2 separate regions of the Homo sapiens genome follow, and region 2 is linked to region 1. Evidence: chromatin contacts called from ENCODE Hi-C or POLR2A ChIA-PET data. All regions are on one chromosome and are shown on one strand. Each heading gives the region's core, a stretch centred on a gene start or an enhancer-like site at or near the end of the contact. The rest is flanking DNA. Distances are from core to core; before and after follow the strand shown. Region 1 holds the start of OSBP2 (oxysterol binding protein 2). Region 2 holds the start of PDXP (pyridoxal phosphatase).

Evidence for each region. A loop is a pair of places that touch in the nucleus more often than their neighbours do. ChIA-PET counts read pairs that join two places held with the same protein, here RNA polymerase II (POLR2A).
Region 2: a loop to region 1 is called in a map of transverse colon, with 14 times the contacts of the local background. The contact joins the promoter of PDXP here to the promoter of OSBP2 in region 1. A Hi-C loop is called at or near these places in 1 of 168 maps with a recorded cell type or tissue (transverse colon). POLR2A ChIA-PET finds 5 or more read pairs at or near these places in 1 of 52 experiments (WTC11).

What each region holds. Positions count from the first base shown.
Region 1 is chr22:30,692,063-30,697,264 of GRCh38, reverse strand. OSBP2 (oxysterol binding protein 2) reads right to left here and starts at 2,391. Exons shown (of 14, transcript NM_030758.4): 1 at 1,712-2,391. The coding sequence starts at 2,355. RefSeq lists silencers at 2,205-2,254, 2,639-2,718.
Region 2 is chr22:37,656,339-37,661,540 of GRCh38, reverse strand. It overlaps PDXP (pyridoxal phosphatase), which reads right to left and starts at 2,818. Exons shown (of 2, transcript NM_020315.5): 1 at 2,185-2,818. The coding sequence starts at 2,758. PDXP-DT (PDXP divergent transcript) reads left to right here and starts at 3,164. Exons shown (of 6, transcript NR_109952.1): 1 at 3,164-3,286. RefSeq lists enhancers at 593-1,103, 1,104-1,615, 2,442-2,943, 3,132-3,181, 3,192-3,261 and silencers at 2,322-2,431, 2,632-2,941.

The DNA of each region.
Region 1 (5,202 bases), core at 1,142-3,641:
TCTTCCAATTAAAACCCAAAAGCATGATATCAGGTTTTACTTCCACTAAAACCAGGCATTTCTGCCACTGTGGGAGACTATACTTATAAACATTACCTTTAACTCTTCAGTTTAGTAGTACCTGGTAAATACAGGTAACACAGACATGCTGAACTCAAAGGTGAGTGGGTATCAGGACACATTTGGGACAGGTCCAGATGTTGGTGTTCAGAATCCCTCTCTACCGTCTACTGGGCCAGTGCCTTTGGATAATGGGCTCTGTGTCTCCCCATCAAACCTCAGAACTCCTCATTTGTAAGACAGGAGAGGCCGGTGTGGTGGCTCATGCCTGTAATCCTAACACTTTGGGAGGCCGAGGCAGGCGAATCACCTGAGGTCAGGAGTTCGAAACCAGCCTGGGCAACATGGTGAAACCCCATCTCTACTAAAAATACAAAAAAAAAATTAGCCGGGCATGGTGACGGGCGCCTGTAATCCCAACTACTCAGGAGGCTGAGGCAGAAGAATTGCTTGAACCTGGGGGGCGGAGGTTGCAGTGAGCCAAGATTGCACCACTGCACTCCAGCCTGGGCGACAGAGCAATACTCCGTCTCAAAAACAAAAACAACAAAAAACAAAACCCTGTAGTGGGTGACTTGAAGGGATACTGTTGGCTGAATGAAGTGAGTGAAGTGACCTGAATTTCAGCAACAGCAAGTCAAGGTCCTTTTGTGTGCAGCAATGAAACAGTGCTTCTCAGAGTGTGGTCCTGGACCAGCATCACCAGCCACGCCTGGGAAGTTATTAGAAAATCCGAATCTCAGGCCCTTCCCCTAGGCCCACTGTAACAGAAATTCATTGGGGAGGCCCAGCACTTTGTGTTCCAACAAGCTCTTCAGGGAATGCTGATGCACACTCAGGTTTGAGAACCACTGGCATAGACTGATCTGAGTTCTCAAGGCTTAAACCAACCATCCCCAGGAAGCAGACCCAGGGAAGAGCCAGTAAGAAAGCAAAGGGAGGCTTCAGTAACCTCCTTTCAACCAGTTTCAGTGGGAAGACAGTGTTAGCTCTCTCACCACTGGACTTTAATTTTGAATCCCGTGCTGGGTCTGGAATAAGAAAGGAGGGCAGCAAAACACTTCCTAGCTCTCCGCAAAATGCCAAGATGGACTCCTGAAGGCCAAGAACCGTGTCCAATACATCTGTGAGTCTGTGGTGCCCAGCCCAAGGCCTGGCAACCAGAGGCATCAGGAAAGGTGGGAGTAACTGCCCCAGGCGGGAAGAATAAGCAGCCCTTCCTAAGAGTGTGGGTCCTAAGGACTGAACAAGGTGACTCTCTCCCTCAATCCCAAACACACAATGATGTTAGCTCCCGAACCAGAAAGGGCAAGGACTTTGAGGGGCTGACTCTAGCTAGCTGCCCCAAGCCCCACAACTGCCAAGCAGAAGGGAACTGAGGCCCCAGATCACTCCCTTACTCCACCTCCCCACTTGCCCAAAAACCCAAGCTTGCCAGAGGTCATGTCCGCAGATCACATTCACCCTTGCCAGAGGTCAGGGCCCCCGGCCCTTGGCGGCGGGCCAGAAGCGTGACTTGGCCTGCTGGAATGCATGCCCCTAAACATCTCTAGACTAGTGGCAGTGTCCGCCAACCATGGAGGCCCTCCATCACCATCCCTGCAGCATCACCACCCTCCAACCCCCATGTCCCACCCTGGCGCTTCCATACCTGTAGTAAGAGAGCAAACCATTGCCCAGCACGAACCAGCGGCGCTGGTAGCCCTTCAGATAGTTGGTCCACTTGAGAAGCCAGCCCTCGAAGCTGTCCAGAGGCAGTAAGGCCAGTGGGGCACTGGAGGTCGTGCCAGTCCCCGACATTGGAACCCCAAGAGGAGTCTTCGCCTGTCCTGGTCGCAGAAGAGGCAGGGGCTTTAACGCTGGCAGCGATCCTGACTCGGGTCTGAGAAAGGTCGCGCTCCCCACCGCCCGGGAGAGCGGCTCCGATGCGGCCTTAGTGAAGGGCCCAGCCCCTACACCTGAGCTTGACTCTGACCCCGGCCGCGACCCCTGCAGCAGTTCCGATGGCTGCCCAGCCCCTGGCTCCGGCTCAGACGTCGTCTCGGACACAGGTTCCGATCTTGGCACTGCCTCCGAAACTGCCTCCGACACCTGTTCTGACAGCGGTCCCCGCTCCGGTTCGGGCACGGGCTGGGGCTGGGGCTTGGGCTCCGGCCCGGAGCCGGACGTGGAAGCGCTCATGCCCGGCGCCGCCGTGTGGCACGACAGGCAGGGGACAACCGTGAACAGCGACGAGAGCCCGCGGGAGCGGCCGCCACAGCCGCCGCCTCGGCTCGGAGCCGCCGCTTTCCCCATAGAGCCGGCCGACCCGCGCGCGGCCGAGCGGCCAGTGGGGGCGGGGGGCAGGCCGGGGGCGGGGCCGGGGGCGCAGTCACGTGCGCGCGGCGCGAGGCGGGGGCGCGCGCGGGTTCCTCCGCGGTCCCGTGCGCTCCGTGCCCGTCAGCGCCCGCCGGCTGTTGTGCTCTCGGCCAGCCTCGGGCCATGTTTGGACCCTGGGTCCTTCCTAGGTCCGGCCGGTGGAAGGAGCTCTGACAACACCTGTGGGCGGAAGAGCTTGGTGGTCGGTCAACTCCGAAGGGGATGGCGCGCTTCAGGCCACGGTCTCTGCTTCGGCCCAGCCGTGCCAGGCGCTGGAGGAACAATGATGAATGCGGAGCCCGCCAGCTCCCAGCGCAGCTCTGCCCACGGGACCCTGCGCCGACGCCCCCTCCCCCAACCCAGGCTGGGGTGGGTTCGCTCTCCGCCACCCAGGAAAGCCGGGTGGGAAGCAGGTACGGCACCCAGAGGCCACGAAATGCGCACGAAGCACAGGGGCGCTAAAGGCTAAAGACGACGCCCCGCCCCCCATGGCAGCCATTACCTGTCTGTGGGTCGCTCCTGCGGCCGCCAGAAGCGGTGGCCCCAAGTGGCCGCCTCACCGCCTCCACCTCCTGAGCCAGCTGGCCTACGGTTCATGCCAAGGCGCTTCGCTGCCAGTGACGACATCGTTCGGGTTCTCTAAACAAATAGGGGAAGACTTTTTGTAAACCAAGCGTTTTAGTACAAGAAACATCTCAAAGTGGGATTCTGAACTTGGACCTCCCGGGATCCCTGGGTAGGCTGGCAGTCTGTGAGGCTTCCGCAGAGGTTTACCTGTCTGTGCATTTTTCCAGAGTAGGTCCATAACAAAGGAGGCTGTGACCCCAGAATGGTTAAAACATCAGCGAATTTTTTTTTCCGCTTTTTTTTTTTTTCCTTTTTGAGACTGAGTCTCACTCGGTAGCCCAGGCTGGAATGCAGTGGCGTGATCTTGGTTCACTGCAGCCTCCGCTTCCCAGGTTCAAGCGATTCTCCTGCCTTGGCCTCCCTAGTAGCTGGAATTCCACGGCCCGCACCATGCCCAGCTAAATTTTGTATTTTTAGTAGAAACGGGGTTTCACCATGTTGGTCAGGCTGGTCTTGAACTCCTGACCTCAGGCCAGGATCCTCCCGCCTCGGCCTCCCAAAGTGCTAGGATTACAGGCGTGAGCCACTGTGCCCAGCCATCAGTGATTTTTTTTTTTTCTTAAGAATCTATCCAAATGACGAAAGTTGATGGTTACTACAAATAATCAGAAATACAAATGGAAAGACTGAACATTGGGTTTCTGTCCAGACTTTTCAAGCTTAGACCTCTCTGCAGACTCCTCTTAGCTCACCATCACGTCTTACTCTCCCCTTACCCACCTATCCATTCCTGATCTTTGCTTGTGACAAGATAACCTGTGTAGGGACTGCTTCCTACGTGAAGTGGTCCCCAGAAGGAAGCAGATTGGAAGGTCCTAGAAATAGGAGGTGCAGACATGCACTGAGCAGGAGCCGCTGGCATCTTTGCTGGTGACTTTGAGACCCCTTCCTCAGGCACTTGTCTTTGAATGGTGGTCTTACCTGCAATTTTGCTGTGAGCTCTGGAGTGCAGAGAGCCCCCCATCTTGGTCTATCTCATATGTATGACGGTGACCCTCAAACTTCAGCATGGTGAGTCCCCCCAAGGAAAAGTGATTGCCTCTGGGGTGTAGTGGGGGACAGAACTGGACAACTGAGAAATGAGGTGGAATGCTTGCTTTTCACTCACACTTTGAACCTTTTGTATGTTTTACTGTGTATGTTTCACTGTGTGTATGTTTCACCGATTCAAAATAATGATGATAATTGTTAAAATCACCCCAGGGAGGTTTATTAGAAACACACTTTTCCAGAGCTGGGCACGGTGGCTCATGCCTGTAATCCCAGCACCTTGGGAGGCCGAGGCAGGCAGATCACGAGGTCAGGAGACCAGTCTGGCCAACATAATGAAACCCTGTCTCTACTAAAAATTAAAAAAATTAGCCGGGTGTGGTGGTGTGTGCCTGTAATCCCAGCTACTCGGGAGGCCAAGGCAAGAGAATTGCGTGAACCCAGGAGGCAGAGGTTGCAGTGAGCCGAGATCGCAACATTGCACTCCAGCACGGGCGACAGTGAGAGACTCCATCTTAGTAAAAAAAAGAAAAAGAAATTCACTTCTCCATCCCCAGTAAGTCAGAGGTGGAATCCAAGAACATGCTTTTTTTTTTTTTTTCTTTTTCTTTTCTTGAGACAGTGTCTTACTCTGTCACCTAGTCTGGAGTGCAGTGATGCAATCATGGCTCACTGCAGCCTTGGCCTTCAGGGGTCAAGTGGTCCTCCCACCTCGGCCTCCAGATTAGATGGGACTACAGGCATGTGCCACCACACCCAGCTAATTAAAAAAATTTTTTTTTGTAGAGATGGAGTCTCCCTATGTTGCCCAGACTGGTCTTGAAATCCTGGCTCAGGGAATCCTCCTGTCTTGGCCTCCCAAGGTGTTGGGATTACAGGTGTGAGCCACCTCGTCCAGCCAGGAACATGCATTTTATTATTTATTCATTTACTTTGAGATGGAGTCTTGCTCTGTTGCCCAGGCTGGCATGCAGTGGCACAATCTCGGCTCACTGCAACCTCTGCCTCCTGGGTTCAAGCGATTCTTGTGCCTCAGCCTCCCGAGCAGCTGGGATTACAGGCATGCGCCACCAGGCCCAGATAATTTTTGTATTTTTAGTAGAAACGGGGTTTCACCATGTTGGCCAGGCTGGTCTCGAACTCCTGACCTCAGGTGATCCACCCACC
Region 2 (5,202 bases), core at 1,569-4,068, 7.0 Mb before region 1:
TTCCTAAGACAGCAGGCCTTTCTATTTGTCAGCTCAAGTGGCTGCCATGTGGTGACAAGATAAACACACAATTTCGGAGGTCCCTGGGGCAGGGGAGGAGGAGTTGGGGGTGAGATATTTGCATTATTTCAGACATACACATCATGGGGGCTTTTATTAATATTGTCACACCACACCACACCACACACACACACCACACCACACCACACTGTTTGAAAGCTGCATCAAGCTGTGCACAAACATGATCGCAGTGCTGTATTTGTTAAGCCTCTGCCTCCCCCTCTAGGCTATGGGAGTGACAGCAGGATGGGTGGGCACAGCCAGGTGGCTACTGAGACCAAAGGGGTCTGGATTCCACAGACGCCTGCAAGGCAGGTGTGGGCAGGGCCTGGTTTCTCCCTAGCTCCTTGACAACCAGCCTTCCTGAGCCCTGGGGAACCTCTTAACCCACAGCCTTAACCTGAGCCTTGAGGCCTCCTGGGAAAAACTTTTCATAGCATAGCCTAAGGCAGGCAGGAGCTGCTGCCGCTGACAGCCCTGACCAGAGAGCCCTCAACACAGACTTATAGGGAAACTGAGGCTGAGGTGAGCCCGCCCACATACCAAGCAGGTGTGCAGCACAGCCAGGAGAGGCCAAGGACTACAGAATCCCTCTCTGCCATGCCATAACACTGGGTTTACATCTCCTGGTGTATTATCACTGCCCTGCATCATGCCTCCTCCAGGAAGTCTTCCTAGGTGCCCCTGGCACTAGGCCCTGCTCACCACCCCACCATAATCCTGTGTCTACTTCTCTCCACTCAATACCATCCTGTACCCCCAGGATTTAATATCAATGACTGTCCGGGTCAGTGGCCAACAGAGACGGAGTGACAGAGATCTGTCCACGGCCCCAGTATACTGACTGGGCTATTAACCTGTCCACACACACTGACCACTGCCAATTAGCCTCTGCTGCCACCTGCTCTTGTCTAACGCAAACCCTCCACAATGGAGGAGCCTCCTTTTGCTTCTGCCTCCCCTGCAGGGCTGAACTCGCAAGATGACAGCAGTGAAGACTGCCCTGGAGGTCGGTGTCACAAAGGCCAAATTCAGGTTCCCGCGCTCTATCACTCTGCCAGAGAGTTGCTGGCAGAATTCTGCCCCACCCATCATTGGGGTGCGGTTGGAGGGTTGGAGGGGAAGCCTGCGAGGACTGTCCCTACTTGTGAGGGCTGAAACACCAATTCCCAGAGGCAGGATGGAGGCAGGTGTGTGGGGACACAGGAGGTGGAGGGGCTCACTATATCTGTTCTTGGGCAGCTCACTTCCCTTCTCTTAGTCTCAGTTTCTTTCCTCTTCTTTTAGAGATAAGGTCTCACTATGTTGCCCATGCTGAAGTACAGTGGCTTTTCACAGATGCAATGATAGCACGCTACAGCCTTGACCTCCTAGGCTCAAGCAATCCTCCCGCCTCAGCCTCTCGAGTAGCTGGGACTACAGGCTGTTGCCACTGCATCCGGCTGCCTCAGTCTCTTTACTTGAGAAATGGGACAATAACTTCCATCTCCAGAGTAATTTGGAAACCAAAGAAGAACACACACAAAGCTGTTTCATTAAGTTCTCTGTAACATGGGGGACTCTGGCTACAACTTACATCATCTGAACACCTACTATGTGCCAGGCACTCACCCTGATCACCGTCACCGGGCATGCTGAGCACTGCCATTTCTCACCCAGGCAGAGATGCTTGGAGGTTATGTAACTGAACACGATTACACAGCTGTGAAGCTGGAGCTGGACCTGGAACTGAGGTCAAACTCCACCGCCTTTGCTCCCCACACACCTGCCTACACCCTGCCTCTGGGAATGGTGTTTCAACCCTCACACAGGGGGACAATCCTCCCAGGCTTCCTCTCCAACCCCACCCCGATGGTGGGTAGGGCAGAATTCCGCCCAACTCCCTAAGTTACAAAGGGCCTCAGTTTCCTCATCTGTCCAACAGGGACCACACTGCTGCGCCTCACAGGATGACGGCTACAGGGATCAACCGCCCCCCACACCAAAGCACCCTGGGCCTCCCTCGCACTCTCCTGTTCCCCACCTGCCACCTGGAGACGCCTCTTCCCCGCCCCTCACCCTTAGGCGTGGAGGCGAATGCGCAGGTCGCCCCCATCTCAGTTTCCCCGCCATTCCCGCGCTCACCAGGGGTCCGGCTGCCGTCGCTCAGCGGGTGCCATGGGTCACGGTCGGTGGCCACGAGTAGGCACTCGGGGTCGCGCAGGTGCGCGCACGCCTCCCTCAGCTTGGCGAAGGAGAAGTGCTCGTCGTAGCCCACAAGCACGGCGCGCACGCGCGGGGCCGCGCCGTCCCCCGCGCTCGGGTCCCCGGCCAGGCGCAGCCCCGCGGCGCGCAGCTCGGCGCGCAGCCCCTCGCCGCCCAGCACGAACACGGCGCCCGGCGCGTCCGGAGGCCCGGGCAGGCGCTGGCGCAGCAGGCGCGCGGCGCACAGCGCGGAGCTGAAGAGCTGCTCGGCGCGCAGCCCCCCGAAGCCGAGGCGCGCGAAGCGCAGGGCCAGCTCGGGCCGCGCGCGCCGGCTGTTGTTGCTCACAAACAGAGCCGCCTTGCCGGCCCGCGCCAGCCGCTCCAGCAGCTCCGGGGCGCCCGGCACGGCGCGCTCGCCGTTCCACAGCACCCCGTCACAGTCGAACAGGACCCCCTGCGCCCGGCCCAGCACGTCGCGCAGGGCCGCTCCGCGCAGCCTCTCGCAGCGCGCCATGCAGCCGGCCGGCCGCCGGCCTCCCGCGCCGCGCTCTCTCCGCGGGCACGGCGCGCTCTCCCTGGCACGTTCCACGCAGCCGCCAATTGGCGCGCTGGAAGGACCGGGGGGCGGGGCGACGGCGTGGCCTGCAGCCAATGGGGGCGAGAGTCTGGGAGAGGAGCGAAGCCGCGAGCTAACGGAACTTGGAGAGAGGGGCGGATTCGTGGCCAACACCGAGGGGAAGGGACCAATGAAGAGCTAGCTTGATCCTTCTCCCCGTCCCTGGTTCTGCTGGACCAGTCGCCGCCGAGTTTCAACGCCGACTACACTCTTACGCGGTGGGAGACTGACGCTCTTCTTAACCAATAAGAATCTACAAACAAAACGCGAAGCGAAAGGCCCCGTGCCCTCCAGCCAATCAGAAGCTTAGGCGAGCTGGTTGCTGGGAGAAAAACAGATGTTAAATGAACTGCCTTTGGGTCGAATCTCATTGCCCCCTGAATCGTGGACGCTCCAGTTCAGAGCGAAGTCCCAAGAAACGTGTGTGTACGATGGGGTACGAGGCACATGGTGTCTTCTTGGGTGCTGGAGCCCTCGGTCTAGACCAGTAGTTCTTCACACTGCGTTAGAGTCCCCTGGGAACTTATTTTCAGATATCATTTACATATAGTAAAATGCATAGATCTTAAATGTACAGTTCAATGTCTTGACAAATGCTTTTGAAATCACCGATGTGTAGCAGGACAGATCCTCATGTAAGTGTTTTGGGTGAAGACTGGGCATTTTTTGGTTTGTTGGTTAGTTGGTTTAATTCCAGGGATTCTACCGTGAGCTAGGATAGGGTAGGGAAGCACTGGGCTAGAGGCTGGTAGGCTGTCACTGCAGCACGCCCCGGGAGGGCAGGATCCAGAATGGTCGTGGCCAATTGCCCAGAATAGTAATGGGGTGACCCAGGTTGGCTGGGTCCCTGTCTTAGGGAGGAGGCCTTGTGATCTGGAAGCAACCACAGGTCTTGGGACCTTTGAGGAGCCACTGGTCTGCAGTGTGGGGATGAATGAATTGTGAGCTGTGGTGTCACAGTTTTGAAGTTGTCTGCCAACTTCAGATAAGGCTGTGACCCCCAGGAGCAACTGGAGCTCCAACGACTTGGGAAAAACTGTACCTTGTACCCAACCTTGGAAGCTCAACTAGCTCCTATTCCCCAAGTGCCCTAAGCCTTTTGCTCCTGGCCTTTGCATAGATAGTCTCCTTGGCCTGAATGTTCCTTTTTCCTTTAAAAATTTCACCTTCAGGGCCGGGCTCGGTGGCTCACGCCTGTAATCCCAGCACTTTGGGAGGCTGAGGTGGGCGGATCACGAGGTCAGGAGATCGAGACCATCCTGGCTACGGTGAAACCCCGTCTCTACTAAAAATACAAAAAAAAAAAAAAAAAAAAAGAAAAAAATTAGCTAGGCGTGGTGGCGGGTGCCTGTAGTCCCAGCTACTCGGGAGGCTGAGGCAGGAGAATTGCTTGAACCCAGGAGGCGGAGCTTGCAGCGACCTGAGATCGTGCCAATGCACTCCAGCCTGGGCAACAGAGCGAGACTCCATCTCAAAAAAAAATAAACAAAAAATAAAAAATAAATAAAATAAATAAAAATAAACAAAATTCACCTTCAGGTCAGCTCCTGAAAGACTTCCCTTAAATATCACCTTCTCCAGGAAGCCGTTCTTAACCACCCACCCCATACCATGAGTCTAGGTTATATGGCCACCCCTAACTTGGCTAATATGGGCTCCCAGTGCAATGACACTTGATTTTTTTTGTTTTTGAGACAGGGTCTTACACCGTCACCCAGGCTGGAGTGCAGTGGCATGATCACTGCTCACTGAAGCCTCCAACTCCTGGGCTCAAGCGATCCTCCTGCCTCAGCCTTCCTAGTTGCTGAGACTACAGGCACACGCCACTACACCCAGTTAATTAAAATTTTTTTTTTTGTAGAGACAGGGTCTCACTATGTTGTCCAGGCTGGTCTAGAACTCCTGGGCTCAAGTGATCCTCCTGCCTCAGGCTCCCAGTGCTGGGATTATAGGCATGAGACACCGTGCCTGGCCAGACACTTGATTCTAATGGTTGCTTCTGCCTGTCTGTTTGGGAACTCTTTGGGTGTAGGGTTAAGTCTTGGAGCTAGCTCAGGGCCTGGCACAGAGCAGATTTAGGGAAGGTTTGAGGACAGATCCATCCCTGCTCCTTGGGGAGGCTTCCCAGCCTCCTCCCGGAAGGAGAGTGAGGGGTCCAGGAAACAGTGGGAGCGGTAGGGGCTTCTGTGGGCCAAGGGTGGTGCTTTGGTTTTCAATGGAGAGCAATACCTCTGTGGAGGGAATTGTTATAAAGTTTCACAAATGAGGAAAAGGGATACCAAGAAGTTAAGTAAATTGCCCAGAATGTGAGGGACAAGCCAGGCTTTGGAGTCAGACCTAGG